2 separate regions of the Homo sapiens genome follow, and region 1 is linked to region 2. Evidence: chromatin loops called from intact Hi-C (ENCODE). Cell type or tissue: sigmoid colon. All regions are shown on one strand.

Region 1 (5,000 bases), 480 kb after region 2:
CTGTTCCTCGACCAGAGATGTCCTTCCTCAGCATCTTTCTCCAACTAATGCCTATGTCCTTCTCAAAAGGGCTCAAATATAGCTGGCCTTGACCTCCCAGTCAATTCACCCTCAAAACACCTGTGCTACCTCTGTCCTAGCACGTATCACCTGTCTGTATTATCCTCATCCAGCCCTCCTTGCCTGTGTGTCCTCTGACAGCAGGCACTATGTTCATCTGACTTTGTGTCTTTGTCTGACTCCCAGTAACCCTTGCTGAATGGATGAATGAATGAATGAATGGACCTCCTTCAAATGGAGACTCACACAAAGTTAGAGCTGGGGGGCCCTTCACAATATCTAGGTCAATCCCCTTGCTTTGCTGATGAGAAAACTGAGGCCTGAAGAGTTATGACCCACCCAAGGTCACACAGCCAAATTGGTGGCTCAATTAGGACCTAATAAACCAGATGAAGGGACGTGACACCATAAAACAGTCCCTAAATAGCAGAGCCCAGCATTTAAATGGCACATTTCTCCTGAGAAGTTCAAGACACTTTAACGCTGTGAGCATCAGCCTCACCACCTCTGTGAGATGTAGGGACTTGTCAACCATATAGATTAGCCACTAATGTTTCTCAGCATTTTTCCTTGACTTAAATGGTCCAGTAAACAAAACTGAGTGTCTTAGCACAAGGTGGTAGCACTTCCGGGAGCCTTCTGGTTAAATACAGTCTCAAAGGTTCAAAGTTGTGATTTCCACGGTAAAGATCAAGCACTCACAGAGAGTAGCAAAGAGTTTGGGTAACAGGTTAGACACCGAGCACCGGCTCTAAGATGCCAACAGGCGAGCTTAACAGGACCACCAAGGAAAGGGGGCTTCCCCACAGTGAGGACCCTGCTCACATCCACAGGCCAAATCCATCTTGTAACAGAGGCTACATTCACTGCCACTTTGTCTTAAGTTTAGCCTTGTTGGAGTTCAACACATTTCAGTACCTCACATAATCATTTTTCAACAGCCGACAGCAATGTTACAGAAGTAAACTCAGGAAGGCATTCTGAGCAGATCAAAGATGTGAGTGTTGGCACTCACATCCAGCCTAGAGAAGAAAACAAGGAGATACAGTAAAAGCTCAAACCAACCAGAACAGGGGTGTCTGCAGGGAGAGTGTGGGATCTGGACCGCAAAGACTGAGTATTAGATTACAGACTTAGGGAAAACCAGTTAACCTCTCTGACCTCAGCTGCCCCAGTAGCAAGATGAGGATGTTACTGACTTCGTAAGGTCACTGTGAAAATTAAATTAAATAACAGAGAGAAATGGTGAACTCCGTAACACTTTAAACTGCCAGTTATTATTAAAAGGAAGTAAAAATGTACACCTAGGAATTCCTCATAAAACTGAAAATAGAATTATGTAGATTGTACTTTATAGATTATAAGGATGCCATAATTAAATCATTTCGTCCACATGTAGGAGACTGCGGTAAAAAAAATGTGAGCAGCATCTACTTTGTAATTAACATGAACACCTCTCAAGTTATTTTGCTACAAGTGTAGCATTATTATAATAATTAGAATACATAGTATATAATTATAATAATTTGACATTATAATTGTAATATTATCCTCTCTGGATACAAAAATTAACATTGGTGGTGGAAGGGAGAGGCTGAGACGGGACCCATCAGGGCCAAGGAGGCAGTTCCTGAGGCTGGTACCCCTGAGACATCCCTTGCTCTCACCCCATCTTCCAGCTGCTGCATCTTTGGTGGAGGCCTGCAGAGGCACCAGCGGCACCCCAACAGCCAGCGGGCTTCTGACCCCAGCTGCAGGTCTAGGCAATTTCCTTTCTCATCAGTGCTTATTTGAATTTGCTAACACGCAGCCATTTCGACTCTTAATTAGTGATCTGTCCTTTCCCATTTAATATATGAAGAAAGCGCCAATGAGTAGAAAAATTGCCAAAAGGCAAGCACTAAGGGAGAAACAAGGCAGATAACTGGATGTTTGTCCTAATTTTCTTATCTCTATAAAGCCGCAGCGACAGCTAAGTCCAACTAGGGCTGCACGGAAGGGCCTGCGGGTGGTGGCTTCGGCTCCAGAAGTCCAGGAGCGCCCTCTAAGGGCCTCAGAGCGCAAGCGCTGCCCAGGCCGGGCCGAGGGAGGAAGACGCAGGTTTTTCATAAGCAAGGATAACTTTTAGGAGGGAGGAAAACGGGGTGCTCACGAATGTGAATAACCAATTCACATACCTCCCTGATTCCAAATGTTCTAACATACATCTACAAAAGTTGGTAAAAGAGATGGATGAAACAGTATCCACCACTGTCCCCCAGCGACCCAGCTCTCCATCCCAAAGGCACCAAAGTTTGTAGTTTCATGGGTATTCTAACAGAAACGTTCTGTGCAGTTACAAGTAAATACATACACATACATAGTCCTTTCTCTCCTTTACTTTTATACCTTTAAATACCTCTATTTTTTAACTGAAATAATAGCTTCTGATAACAGTTTAATTATAACTCAAGAAATCCCTAAGTTCCATGGGGGGCCAATGAAAAGAGGTCTGCTCCTTAATCAGCCAAGGGTGATGGAGCCTCTCCCGAAATGTTTGCTTCCAGGCTCCCTGCCCCCCTCATCCCTTGAGGTAGGAAGAATAATGATCCCCCAAAGATGTCCTTGTCCTAATCCCGAGAACCAAGGATGTGGGCACCTCTAGAAGGTAAAAAGAGCATGGAAATAGATTCTCCCTTAAAGTTTCAATGCAGGCCTTGATTTTTGCCCAGTACCGCACATTTCAGACTTCTGATCTCTATAACTATAATAAAGATCATAAATTTGTATTGTTTCAAGTCATTAAGTGTGTGGCAATTTGTTATAGCAATAGGAAATGAATACACTCTCCTTCCCCTCCTGTTTTCAGGGAACGGGCCTTTAGAACTTAAGTATGATGTGAATGGTCTTGGTAGAGTATATTCATCATGCTCTGGAACTGTCTGGTGATAACTTTCCAGGGGTGCAAATTGTCACTCTGCAATCCTATTACAACCTCTGATTCCACAGGAATAAATTTCATGATCAGTTGATGAACAAAACAGCTCTTCCATCTGCCATTGGCGGGTGCCAGTGCACAAAAAAGGAGAGAGGGTCTCACCACGTTCTCTCAAAGAGGACTGAAGTAACAGGGAAACCCCATAAAGCCACATGCAGGTTGAGCCACAGGCGAGCTTCTAAAGGCTTCCAGAGATGGAAGGAGCCTCCTTCAATTGACCTATTCTGAAGCGCGGAGACTAGCCCAAGGCCCCCAGAGGTGCAGGACAGCACTGCCACTCACACCCAGGCATCCTGATTTTTAACCTACTTCCCTCCGTATATACCAGTGTGTCTCAAACATTTTGGTGTCTGAATTATCTTCTATTCTTAAATTTACGAGGATGCCAAGGAGGTTATGTTTCTGTGAGTTTTATCTATCCTTATTGACTTTACTGGGAATTAAAACGAAAATATGTACTTATTTATTTTAAAAAACAATAATAAACCATTACATGTTGACATACAAATATATTTATATGAAAAGTAACTGTTTCCCAAAACAAAGAGAAATGAGTGAGAAGAGCAGCTTTGTTTCTACATTTTGGCAAATCTTTTTAATAGAATATCTCCGATCTGCTTATGCATTCAATCTATTGCAATATGTCGTTTTGCTTGGAGAAAACCCAGCCTCACACAGATGTGTAGCTGGACAACTATTTCAATAGCCTTTTTGGATAATTTTGAAAAATCTTTGATATTACACCAAAATTCATCAAGTAGCCAATTCTTAGAATCTGAAATCATATGAAGAATTTTTCATATTTTGTTACATTAAAAATCCATTGGGCTATCATGCACTTTGAACAGACCTTTTACCCATGCAAGATTGTTGTAAGGCTATACACTGGTCATTTGGATCTATTGGTTTATTTGGTTATGCAGATCATCCAAATGTTGACACATTTTATGAGATGACATTTACAAATCACATTCATTTATATCACCATTGATCTCACTAGAAAAAAATTTAAATATTGGGAAACTTTCAAGCTTACAGTGGTGGAAACAACTTGGCAAAATTCTGATTTTCACTTGAAAGCTGAAATGTTATCATTGGCAAGCAATAATAGCAGTTATTTTACTAGAAGTAGCAAGTTCCCTTTGTTCATTTTTGAGAAAACATCGGCCAAATACCCAAGTCAGAATAGCTCTAGTTTGTCTGTTGTCATTCTTTGTGGTAAATACCACATTCCATTTTAAAAAACCAGCTAGCTTAATGCATAACACAAACAATCACACCAGTGCTTCCCCCTGGGGTTGCCACTGAACTTGGTCATCAGCAGTAGTAACTTATGTGTCCTTCCCATTTATTTACACTATTAAAAAGACATACACTCAAAGATACAAAGATTTGGTAAAATTAATAATTTTACTGTGGCATCAAGAACATTCTTAATGAAACTGGCAAATTTTTTTTAACTGCAAAGTCCCCCCAAAATTCAAAGACTACTAGTGCATGGTGATGTCCCTGCCTTGATTCTCAGTAAGACACCCGCAGTTTACCCATCAAGCTTTTGCACCCTCAGTGCAAATGTCAACTGTGAAAAAGGAAAATAGCATCTTAGTAATCTTAGTATTACTTTGAAAATAGTTTTGACATGGAAAATTCCCTAAAAGCTTCTTTAAAGAAGAAAATAAAAATCATCCCTAACCATCCTAAGATACCCACTGCAAATATGTGCATGTGTGAGTACATCCACATGTGTTTAGAAAAATGTATCATACCAGACTGGCAAGGCCATCATAATTTTAATGTTTGCATAGTATCCTATTGTAGGGATGAATATGAGTGGAGGAGGGGACACTGCTTGCTTATTTTGTTTTATGTTTAATTGACCCTACACTGAAGGGCTTATCCAGATCTTCAGTGTGTCCTGCTTTAAGCAAAGTCCCTCGGAGCCACTATTATGTGGCCGTGGGTA
Region 2 (5,000 bases):
CTGTTAATCTGATACGTTTTCCTTTATAGGTTACCTGGTGCTTTTGTCTCACAGCAGTTAAGATTCTTTCCTTCATCTTAACTTTAGATAACCTGATGGCAAAGTGCCTAGGTGATGATCTTTTTACGATAAATTTCCCAGGTGTTCTTTGTGCTTCTTGTATTTGGATGTCTACGTCTCTAGCAAGGCCAGTTTTCCTTGATTACTCCCCCAAATATATTTTCCAAACTTTCAGATTTCTCTTCTTCCTCAGGAATACCAATTAATCTTAGGTTTGGTCATTTAACTTAATCCCAGAATTTGTGGAAGCTTTGTTCATATTTTCTTATTCTTTTTTCTTTGTCTTTGTTGAATTGGGTTAATTCAACAACCTTGTCTTTGAGATCTGATTTTCTTTCTTCTACTTGTTCAATTCTATTGCTAAGATTTTCCAGAGCATATTGCATTTCTATAAATGTGTCCAGTGTTTACTGAATTTTTGATTGTTTTTTCTTGAAGCTATCTATTTCCTTAAATATTTCTCCCTTCACTTCTTGTATTGTGTTTTTTTGGTTTCCATGCATTGGGCTTCACCTTTCTGTGGTGCTTTCCTGATTAGCTTAATAACTAACCTCCTGAATTCTTTTTCAGGTAAATCATGGATTTCTTCTTGGTTTGGATCCATTGCTAGTGAGCTAGTGTGATTTTTTGGGGGTGTTAAAGAGCCTTGTTTTGTCATATTACCAGAATTGGTTTTCTGGTTCCTTCTCATTTGGGTAGGTTCTGTCAGAGGGAAGGTCTAGGGCTGAAGGCTGTTGTTCAGATTCTTTTGTCCCATGGGGTATTCCCTTAATGTAGTACTCTCCCTCTTTTCCTATGGATGTGGCTTGCTGTGAGCTGAGCTACAGTAATTTTTATCTCTCTTCTGGGTCTAGCCAGATTCCGGCTGGTATTGGGGGTTGTCTGCAGAGTCCTGTGATGTGAACCATCTATGGGTCTCTCAGCTGTGGATACCAGCACCTGTTCCAGTGGAGGTGGCAGGGGGCTGAAATGGACTCTGTGAGGGTTCTTAGCTTTGGTGGTTTAATGTTCTATTTTTGTGCTGGTTGGTCTCCTGCTGGAGGTAGCTCTTTCTAGAGAGCGTCAGCGGTGGTAGTATGGAGAGGAACTGGCGGTGGGCGGGACCCTAGAACTCCTCAGAGCATATGCCCTTTGTCTTCAGTTACCAGGGTAGGTAGGGAAGGCCCATCAGGTGGGGGCAGGGCTAGGAGTGTCTGAGCTTACTCTCCTTGGGCAGGTCTTGCTGCTGCTGCTGTGGGGGTTGGGAGTTAGGTTCCCAGGTCAATGGAGTTGTGTTCTTAGGAGGATTATGGCTGCCTCTGCAGAGTCATGCAGGTTGTCAGGGAAGCGGGGGAAAGCCGGGAGTCATAGGCCTCACCCAGCTCCCATGCAATCCGAAGAGCTGGTTTCACTCCCACAGTGCCCCTGCCAACAGCCCCAGCAGGGCTTCAGAACTTGCCCCAGGCTACCCACCTCCCAGCTGTGAAAGAAAAGGGTTTGGTTCTTTCCTTGCCTGTGGAGTCTGCACACCAGATTCGCACCCTCCCCCGAGTTCTGGGCAGGAGGCTTCTCACCCAGTTCAAATTGTTACAAAGTTCAGCTGGAGACTTCCTTCTCCCCGTGGCATCCTTCCCCCACCTCCACCATGCCTCTGGCCACCCTCCCGAAGGTGCCTGGTGGTGCCAGGCAGGAATGGCCTGCTTGGGGGCCAGTGAGCTCCCAGCGCCTTTCCGCTGCTTCTTCTACCCCTGTAATTCACTCAGCTCTCTAAATTGACTCAGTTCCAGGTAAGGTCAGAAACTTCTCCCGTGGAGCTGCACCTGCTCGGAGGAAGAGGATATTCTTCCTCTTCTGGGTCTTACAATGTTGCCCCACGAGTTAGCTTAGGCCTTGCTAGCAGTCTTCTCCCTCCTTGAGTCCTGGCCTGGTACCCTACTCCCATTTCTTCTCTTTTCTAGGGAATTCATCTTTGCCAAGGCTGTTGAGGTTGGGGTGGGGAGTGAAAAATTATTTTGTCTTTATTATACCCTCTAGATGAACCTCTTCTCTTTAAACTCCCCATTCTAGAGTATGCCCTGGGGCTCATCTGAAAATCAAAAAACCATCTGCCATCTGCTCTGAGTTTCAGATTGAATTCCTAGGCATGCCTCAAGGTTAAAAGACCTCTGTTTCCATTGCTCTCCAACAACTTCTAAGGTTAATGTCCCTTAAAAGCTCCATTTTCCATCAACCAAGTAAATCTCAGAATTCTTTTTTTCTATTAACTTAAATATATTTGTTCCATAACCGGTAGGTGGCAGTATTTCTACACTTTTCTGCCTTTCACGTTATAGGATTTACCTAAAAGCAGAGTGGGTTCAGGGTGTTGGAACAGTCTTAAAGGAGTTCTGCTAAGACACATATTACCCAGAAGTTTTTGTTTTGTTTTGTTTTGTTTGTTTGTTTGTTTGTTTGTTTGTTTAGATAAAACAGAGTCTCACTGTGTTGCCCAGGCTGGTCTTGAACTCTTGGGCTAAAGAGATCCCCCTGCTTTAGCTTTCTGAGTACCTGGGATTACAGGTGTAATCCCTAGAGATTACAGGAGCTCTACCCAGAACTTTTTTGTTGTTGTTCACTGAGAACTGATAATCTTTTACTTTATTTTCATTATCAAACTTTTAAATTATTTTTATTCTGAGACAATCTAAAATTTACATAAAAGTTGCAATTATAGTACAAGAACCTTAGTTTTTCCAGAGTCACTGGGGTGTAAGTTGCTGACGTGACGTCCCATCACCGCTTAATACTTTATGTGCATTTCCAGCAAACAAGGCCATTCTCCTCCATAGCCACCATATGGCCATCAAAATCAGGAAATTTACGCTGATACCTTACCATCTTGTAATCCTCAGATGCCATTCAGATACCATTCACCAATTGTTCCAGTAGTGCTCTTTGTAGCAAAACCCAGTCCACAATCACCCCGAGTATTTACTTATCATATCTCCTACCATCCTTCAAACTGGACTGGCTCCATAGTCTTTCCTTGTCTTCCATTACCTTGATACTTTTGAGATTACACGCATTATTTTGTAGCATATCCCTCAATTTGGGATTGTCTAAATTTTGTAATATCAGATTCAAGTTACGCATATTTGGCAGACATCTTATTGCATACCATCAGATGGCACACCGTGTTGATTTGTCTCATTATCAGTGATGTTAACTTTGATCACTTGATTCTCCTCGTGTCTGCCAGCCTTCTCCATTGGAAACAGATTCTCTTTCCCTTTGTAGCTAATAGGACTTTTGTGAGGAGTTACTTTGAGACTATGTATCATGTTTATTATCAAACTTTCAAATTATTTATTTATTTATTTATTTATAGACTGACGAATTTTTATTTCTTTCAATAGGTTATTTTGATGCTCAAATTGTTTCAGATTTAGTCAGTGGAAAGTACTTCGAGATGTCTTTTATGACCTTTTGATATGCCCATCAATAATTTCTGGTACAACATGTTCAAAGTTCAAATTGTATTTCCTCTGATCCCAAAGCAGCCATTTCTCCTCAGAGCCCTGGGTCTTTTTGTGTAGAGTGGTTTCGAGTGAGCTCCTTGCTGTTAGAGTATCATTGCTTGTGGGTCTTTTTGATGGGCAGAGCTAAATACCTATATAGATATATATGTATAGCTATACATATATACATATACACACATACTTACAGATATTTTTATATGTACGTATACATATACAAAATATATACATATATGTATAGATATACATATGTATACATATATACATATACATATATGTATAGATATACATATGTATACATATATAGATATATGTATAGATATACATATGTATACATATATACATATATGTATAGATATACATATGTATACATATATAGATATACATATATGTATAGATATACATATGTATACATATATAGATATACATATATGTATAGATATACATATGTATACATATATAGATATACATATATGTATAGATATACATATGTATACATATATAGATATACATATATGTATAGATATACATATGTATACATATATAGATATACATATATGTATAGATATACATATGTATACATATATAGATATACATATATGTATAGATATACATATGTATACATATATAGATATACATATATGTATAGATATACATGTATACATGTATAGATATACATATATGTATAGATATACATGTATACATGTATAGATATACATATGTATACATATATAGATATACATATGTATACATATATAGATATACATATATGTATAGATATACATATGTATACATATATAGATATACATATGTATACATATATAGATATACATATATGTATACATATATAGATATACATATATGTATATCTATACATATGTATAGATATATAGATATACATATATGTATAGATATACATATGTATAGATATATAGATATACATATGTATAGATATATAGATATACATATATGTATATCTATACATATGTATAGATATATAGATATACATATATGTATAGATATACATATGTATACATACATACATACATGTATAGATATACATATGTATACATACATACATACATGTATAGATATACATATGTATACATACATACATGTATAGATATACATATGTATACATACATGTATAGATATACATATGTATACATACATGTATAGATATACATATGTATACATACATGTATAGATATACATATGTATACATACATGTATAGATATACATATGTATACATACATGTATAGATATACATATGTATACATACATGTATAGATATACATATGTATACATACATGTATAGATATACATATGTATACATACATGTATAGATATACATATGTATACATACATGTATAGATATACATATGTATACATACATGTATAGATATACATATGTATACATACATACATGTATAGATATACATATG

What was found. Peaks named below come from ENCODE experiments on the same cell type or tissue, not always from the same donor. Only the 100,000 strongest peaks of a DNase experiment are listed, where the experiment ranks them.
Region 1: a loop joins it to region 2, with 8 times the contacts of the local background. A loop is called at or near these places in 93 of 110 quality-filtered maps.

The regions. Positions count from the first base shown.
Region 1 is chr6:159,171,551-159,176,550 of GRCh38, reverse strand. The region is part of intron 1 of FNDC1 (fibronectin type III domain containing 1); the gene reads right to left. Among named protein-coding and RNA genes, the nearest start is that of FNDC1-AS1, 4.0 kb to the right of the region's middle. RefSeq lists an enhancer at 1,940-2,234. In sigmoid colon, CTCF peaks have their summits at 1,929 and 2,135 (motif pointing left); a DNase peak (open chromatin) is centred at 2,090; H3K27me3 peaks cover 3,269 bases.
Region 2 is chr6:159,652,065-159,657,064 of GRCh38, reverse strand. No RefSeq gene overlaps it. Among named protein-coding and RNA genes, the nearest start is that of SOD2, 39 kb to the left of the region's middle. In sigmoid colon, a CTCF peak has its summit at 2,327 (motif pointing right); no DNase peak of the experiment used is centred here.